Regions from separate parts of the Homo sapiens genome. Here region 1 is linked to region 2. Evidence: chromatin contacts called from ENCODE Hi-C or POLR2A ChIA-PET data. All regions are on one chromosome and are shown on one strand. The core of a region is the stretch at or near the end of the contact, and the rest is flanking DNA. Distances in the headings are between cores, read along the strand shown. Region 1 overlaps WWOX (WW domain containing oxidoreductase). Region 2 overlaps WWOX (WW domain containing oxidoreductase).

Region 1 (3,825 bases), core at 822-3,321, 66 kb after region 2:
GCTGCAGCTTGGCAGAGCATGGATTGCTCAACATACCAGAGTTTAGTCCTACCTCTGTCTCCAAGCTGCTCCATGATCAAGGATAAACTATAATCTTTCTCTCTGCCTCAGTTTTTCCACCTGTCAGTGGAGGGGCATGCTCTTGGATGCCTGAGTTTTTCTTAGACTCAGCATCCTGCAGCCGAAATAACCATGCTTCTTAGTGGTCCTCTTGCGTAGCAGCCTAAGAAACTCCAAGTCCATCTGCGCCGAAGAGTATTGAACTTGGCCAGAGCACTTGGGATCTGCAGAAGTGTCCCCTGTCTGTTAGTTTTTTCACAGACTCTGCTCTTTCTCTCCCAGACCGGACCCTCCACTCCTCTATCTCGCATTTATCCATTGCACCCCGTGTCATTGCCGAATTCCTGAGCTACAAAGGTGAACAGGCACCAAAGCTAGGGCAGTGTCCACTCAATACATATCTGATGAATGAATGAATGAACCTTGTCTACCACAGATAGCTCACCACAAATAAACATTTTAATCTACTATAAAATAGCTCAAAAGACTCTATGCAAATAATTACTGTTACCCAGTGGTGGAAGTGCTTCACTTTTTATGGAAAGTCTTTCACTCATTTCTATCTGCAGTATTTACTGGGCATTTTTCCACGCCAAGCCCTGGGGATACAGAGTTAAATAAAATAGAAGCTTAATCCAGGCATGCTGGCTGTAAAGTTCACCTTTCGGCTCCTTTCTGCCATTCTTATTAGGGTCTTGCCCCATCTTGGCAGCAAGCCTGCTTTACCATTGGAGACCTCAGCTCTGATTACAATACGTCCGTGATCAACATGCCCTAACTGGTTAGCAGATGGCAGCTGCATGAAGTCACTGGGCCCAGATAGGAATCAACAAGGGAGATTAGGTAAAGTGCTTATTTGAGGTGCTGTCAGGGCCCGTGGCAAAGGGTTCCCTCATTCCCTCTGCAGTTATTTTTCATGCACACTCGGATTACACTGCTCGGTGATATTACATCTGCATGCGTCTTGCCCTCTGACACGGCAAACACAGATGCTGCCCAAATCCTTGTAAAGCCATATATCTTAAGTAGGAAGGAGCATCTTTGCAGGGGAGGTGAATTGATTTGCAAAGCAGCCTGACACATGGTCTCTTATTTCTCCTTGCAATCAAATAATTCATCTTTATGCCCGTAGGGCCGTGGTGAAATTTGAACCTGACCAAATCAACGACTGCAAGGTTTATTTGTAGCAGTGGGATCAGAGAAATTAGCCAAGTGTATTCTAAAATTATCAATTGCTGATCACATGGTCTGGATGTGTTTTAGTGCTTAGGGGTTGGTGGACCGAGGCTATGGTGGCATAGTCCTCCATGACCAAGGGCTGTCTGCATGGGTACGCAGATAAAACATGCACTGCCATGGGGTGACCTGTGTGCCATGCATCACACACAGACTACTGTTTAACCACCTACATCATAGGTAGATCCTGCATTTTACAAATGAGGAAACAGAGCTCGAGAGAAGTTCAATCCTCTTCCCTACAGAGAGGAAAGGGGAAAAAAATGGACTTTCAAGACAGCTGAAATTCAAAACAAAACAATGTTTTAAAATTGAATACAGCCTTTTGCATTAAAATTACCATTTTAATAATAGTTTAAAAGAGAGAAAGAGAGAGACCCAAAATAGTCAAACTGAGGTTTTGGGTTCTGGTGATAGAATATTAAATCATAATGAAGCATTTAATGTTTTGTTGTTGTTACAATTGTTGTTTTACCCTAGGGCTATGCAAAGTAGTTTAAGGATGTATTTATTTCAGTGGGGAAAAAAAGTGGAGGATATACATTTGGAGGATAAGGAAGCATGAATTAGGGTGGAGGAAGTGTTTTCTGGTCTAGCTAAGGAGGAAAAATTATAGACCTCAAAATAGGTGTCATTTAATATATATCTGTGAAAATGGGCCAAATAGATTGCCTCCGTTAAAGCCGTATTGGATGTTCAAATCTCGAGTTACCTGAAATGCAACTGTACTTCCTATATTTAACCAGGCTTTTTATAAACTGTTCCTCTTAACACCTCAAGCTGACAACCACATCCTGGGTGGTTATTTAATACCAAGTTTGACTTTCTTCACTTTGAGGGTCCTCAAAATAGAAGGTCAGAGAGTAGACTTTTAAAAGTCTTGCACTGTTTACAAGTCAGATGCTTTTTGGCAGAGTGACTCTCAGCTCCCCCCAACAATCCCTTCTTGTCGTTCAGTAGTAGATAGACTCTATCAGGGAAAAATAGGAGAAATAAAATAAGACAGCATATGGAAGGCATTGCTGAAAGTCTTTTTCACACCTTAAAAACAAGGAAGAAGAGAAATGAAAATAAAATAGTGAGCAACACCTCGGTGAAAGTAGAGGTGTTTGTACAGTTCAGCTGCTGCCTTATTCAAAAACAGGAAGAAAAACCCACTGCCCAGGTCAGCTGGTGGGTGATCTCCACTGAACTCCTATTCAGAGGCTCAGTTTCTCTGCAGGACAGAAATGAGAGGCACAAAATTTCATAGCTGTCTTGCCCCTCCTGTGGTCTGTAAGAATGGGACCAGGACTCCTAGTTGTGAACCCGAAAGGATTTCCATTAGGATCAGGAAGTGTGAGTTGGCTTAGAAAAAGTAAAGAAAGAACAGTGCTGTTTCATTTATTTATCATGTGTAAGTAAACTGGGATTTATTTTATTTTATTTTTTATTTTTTGTTTCAGTTTCGGGGGGTACATGTGTAGGTCTGTTACATGGATATCTTGCAAGATACTGAGATTTGGGCTTCAATTGAACCCATCACCCAAATTAGTAAACATAGTACTCAATAGGTAGTTTTTCAATCCTTTTCTCCTTCCCTCCCTAGTCCCCCCTTTTGAAGTCCCCAGAGTCTATTGTTCCTGTCTTCATGCCCATGTGTACGCAGTGTTGAGCTTCGACTTGTAAGTAAGAACATGCGGTATTTGGTTTTCTGTTTCTGCATTTATTCGCTCAGGATAATGGCTTCAAGCTGTATCCACGTTGCTGCAAAGAACATGATTTTCTTCTTTTTTATGGCTGTGTAGTATTTCGTGGTGTATACGTACCACATTTTCTTTAACTAATCCACCATTGATGGGCACTTAGGATGATTCCATGTCTTTGCTGTTGTGGGTAGTGCTGCCAAGAACGTGAGTGCAGGTGTCTTTTTAGTAGAGTGATTTATTTTCCTTTGAATGTATACCCACTAATAAGATTGCTAGGTCAAATGGTAATTCTATTTTTAGACCTTTGAGAAATCTCCAATTTATTTTTCATAGGGACAAGGTTGCAGAGAAAAGAGAAGAGTGCTGTTTCAAACAGTTGAAACCATTCCTACTTCCAAAAAGAATTTGACTCAAAAGGGAATAGTACACTACATATAAAAGACAGATGTATTTAATTTGTGTTTCGAACTACATATCAGAAATTAGTTAGAAGAAGATATGAGATAAATATACCTGGAAACTTTATGAATTATTTCTGACATCTAGCATTAAATTTAGCTGGGTTTCCTGGGAGTCAAAAGCAAAGAGTTTTCAACCAAAAAAAAGAAACAGAGGTGTATAGTAACACACCTCTGTCCTGCAACATAACTGTAAGAATTTATCAGATTATATATATATATATTTATCAGATTATATATATATTTATCAGATTTTATATATATATATATATATATATATATGCATATGTTTGTATATAAATATACATGTAAAGACCCAAAACTCATATAAAAAGACAAGGTGATACAGCATTTTAAAACAGTTTACTAAAAATAACAAAACA
Region 2 (3,515 bases), core at 854-3,353:
ATGACTGTGACGACTGAGAAAATGCATGTATGTAAAGTCTGCAGCTGGTGACATTGTAGACACTCAGCAAATGGCCTTTGGTGTTACTGTTATTTTATTTTTACTAATTATTTTTTACACCTACAAATCAGGATCTGCTACAATCGCTTGATATTTGAAAATTGGGCCTAACCCACTATGCCACTCTTCTGTCATGAAATAACAATCTTCTATTTAAACTAGTAAACTTAATAGTTTAAAATACTTGGTAGTTTAATAGTTTAAGTAGAGCCACTGAAAGATGGCTCACACCTTTCAGCTCAGTTTTTTTGTACCAGTGAGGATGAATGTTTCTGCATGTGGGTAGTTGGCACCAGTCTTCAATGAATTATTTTTCCTTTAGCCGGGTCTGGTGGTGGCGTGTACCTGTAATCCCAGCTACACAGAAGGCTGAGGCAGGAGGATACCACGAGCCCAGGAGTTGGAGGCTGCAACGACTTACGATCATGCCATGGCACTCCAGCCTGGGTGATAGAGCGAGACCCTGTCTCTGAAGATACAAGAAGGCCACATGTGGTGGTTCACCCCTGTAATCCCAGCAGTCTGTGAGACTGAGGCAGAAGGATTGCTTGAGAAGTTTGAGATTGGCCTGGGAAATATAGCAAGATCCCAACCCTATTAAAAAATTAAAAATGAAAATAAAATTTTAAAGAAAGGTATTTCTCCCCTTCACGGTAATTTGGAGCCAGTACTTCTTGCACCATTCATTTGTCCACAGCATGGGACAAAGGATAATGCCTTAATGCCTGCTGCAAATAGAACAGTGGTGCTTAGCAGCTTTAGATAATGCATTGTAGGTGTTTTGCAAAAACATACTTTCGTGACTAAACATCATAAGCTCCAAGTGAGTGATTTCCCCGCGTAAATGAATGATTCTGTGAGGATAACACTTCTAAGATGTGAGATTTCAATAAATGAATCTGTAGGCTGCTGTGATGGATACCTTTGGTGGGGTAGGAAGGATCGTCATTTAGAACCTGGGTTCTGACTCCAGATGACTTGTTTTGTTCTATCCCAGAAATATTCCTAAAATCGATTTCCAGTTTCCAAAAGAGCAGGTAAGGAAAACACTGAGTGTTACTTGGTCTTTAAAATTTTTTTTAAATTCATTTTTATTTTTAAAAAATAGAGACAAGGAGGTGGGCGCGGTGGCTCACACTTGTAATCTTAGCACTTTGGGAGGCTGAGGTGGGTGGATTGCCTGAGCTCAGGAGGGCGGGTGGATTGCCTGAGCTCAGGAGTTGGAGACCAGCCTGGGCAACAAGGCGAAACCCCATCTCTACTAAAAACATTAAAAAAAAATTTAGGCGTGGTGGTGTGTGCCTGTAATCCCAGCTACTCTGGAGGCTGAGGCACTAGTATCACTTGAACCGGGGAGGTGGAGGTTGCAGTGAGCCGAGGTTGTGCCACTGCACTCCAGCCTGGCTGACAGAGGGAGACTCTATCTCAAAAAAAAATAATAAAAATAATAAAAAAAAAATTACATGAAAAATAGAGACAAAGTCTCGCTTTGTTGCCTAGGCTGGTCTTGAACTCCTGGGTTCACGTGATCCTCCTGCCTCGGCTTCCCAAAGTGCTGGGATTACAGGCACGAGCTGCCACGCCTCACCTCTTGTTTTCAATACCATTGATAAGTTGTGGTCTTCAGGGACTTGTGGGCATTTTCAAGTTAAATATCCAACAGTCGTGATTTAGGGCATGAAGAGCTCACTCATCAAGATGTATGTAATTCAGATTTTCTGAGTGTTTAATTCGGCGTCTTTGGTCACAAGGAACAGAGTTTTACTTGTGCCACCTCTTCTAAGAAAAAGGTTTACTGTAAGAGATAATGTTGGCAAGCTGAGGAAAGGAGGCAGTTTTGGGTAACTGTCTCTTGCGATCCCCTCCTGCACAACTGTGGCGTTCTCTTTTTCTGACTAGCTGATTCTGCTGCTGCTGGATTTATTCATTCTTCTCCCTCACAGTTTTGGCTCGCACATGCTTCCTTTTTAGCTCATGGCCGTGCAGTTCAACTCAACCTCATGGCATCTTTTTATCAGCTGTCCCTGCTGCAACAGGCTTAGAGTTGGTTTCCCAATTCCCTAGCGCAGAAATCCACTGGCATGAGTCATCTTTCCCATTGGTAGATTGCAGAGCAAACTTCTGGACAGATTTGCCCTTGGCTCATGTATGATTGGACCTGCGGTCTGTCCAGGTGTACTCAGAGTGGGGAAGGGGAGCGGTGGCAGGTAATACAAAACCCACCTAAGTAGAAGGACCTATGAACCATGAGGGTTTTCCTTAGCAGGGAGTGCCAGTGGGTAGGGATGACTGGTTTTGCAGTTTAGGGCCAAGTGAGTTGGAATGACAGCTGTGGCGTGTTGAGTCAGATCAAGTCCAGAATTCCTCTCCACCCCACCCATTTGCAGTTCCCTCAGATTTATTACGGGACCTGGATGTGATGCAAGCATGCCCGCTGGCTCAGGCTGTGCCTCACAGCTGCAACATCCCTGGGGTGGAGAAGCCATGTGGGACCTCACAGAACACTCCACCGTCCCTGCTAATGGCTGAGAAAGGACTCTGCCCTCATGGATGGGGTTGGGGGACCTGTTATCTTCTTCCAGGTTAATCTTGGTTTCAGCTGCTTTAAACTCTACTTTTTAGTGGGACGCATCATACTGAACTATGGAAGCACCATAGTTGTCACCTAGTTGAGCTTCTCTTTGTTCCCATATGTTTCAGTGAAGCAGTTATAGCTTCAGAAAAGAGGGAGCCAGGAAATACACTTGTAATTCATCACTCCTTTTATAGTCAGAGCATAGGAACACTCATAGTATGTATCAGAAACTAGTGAACACATGTTGTTTTACAGCTCTGTCTGCAAAATTGCATCGTGGGCCTCTTTGGGGAGTGTTCTCAATGTGATTTTTATTCTGGGGTGTCCTTTGGCCACAATCCTCAGGATTATTTTTTCTCTGTGCTGTTCACTGTAACATCGTCCACCCTCTGAGATCTTGCTTTTCAGTCTACTGGTATCTCCACTTCTCTCTGCAGCGTGATGTCTAGTCAGAGTTTCCATTCTGTTTTTATGACCCTGGGAGGACTGGGAGAGATCTGTGAGGTCATCTTGTCCACCCTCAGCCAGGGCAGGAGTATTCCCTAATGGTAGAGTCAAGTGTTTGGTTTGGTCTTGTTTCTAATGACTCAAGTGATGAGGCCTGGGGACGTCCCTTGGGAAGCTATTCTGCAGCCTAATAACTTTCATTCTGTGATTTTTTTTTGTATGTGTCTAATATTCAGAGTCTGACACAATAAGGCCATAAAGAGCTAAGTCTGTCTATGGTAGATCTTCACCTGGGAATGTTCTCCTAATAGTCACTTTTGTTATAAATCTTCACCTAGCATGGGAGTTAAGTGCATTTTAAAACTAGACCTGGGGACTATGTATCCTAAAATGCAAAAATAGCCCCCAAAATGAAAATTAATGTTGAGAATCT

Evidence for each region. A loop is a pair of places that touch in the nucleus more often than their neighbours do. ChIA-PET counts read pairs that join two places held with the same protein, here RNA polymerase II (POLR2A). Pooled maps may share reads with other maps.
Region 1: a map of psoas muscle shows a loop between it and region 2 (10-fold over the local background). The contact joins two enhancer-like sites. A Hi-C loop is called at or near these places in 1 of 168 maps with a recorded cell type or tissue (psoas muscle) and 3 of 50 pooled maps. POLR2A ChIA-PET finds 5 or more read pairs at or near these places in 5 of 52 experiments (MCF 10A, OCI-LY7, Panc1 and 2 more).

Annotation. Positions count from the first base shown.
Region 1 is chr16:78,747,765-78,751,589 of GRCh38, forward strand. The region is part of intron 8 of WWOX (WW domain containing oxidoreductase); the gene reads left to right. Among named protein-coding and RNA genes, the nearest start is that of WWOX-AS2, 250 kb to the left of the region's middle. Within about 2 kb of position 2,072, at least 6 of the 41 ENCODE cell types and tissues checked have a DNase peak (open chromatin) inside an H3K27ac peak, as active enhancers do.
Region 2 is chr16:78,682,053-78,685,567 of GRCh38, forward strand. The region is part of intron 8 of WWOX (WW domain containing oxidoreductase); the gene reads left to right. Among named protein-coding and RNA genes, the nearest start is that of WWOX-AS2, 180 kb to the left of the region's middle. Within about 2 kb of position 2,104, at least 15 of the 41 ENCODE cell types and tissues checked have a DNase peak (open chromatin) inside an H3K27ac peak, as active enhancers do.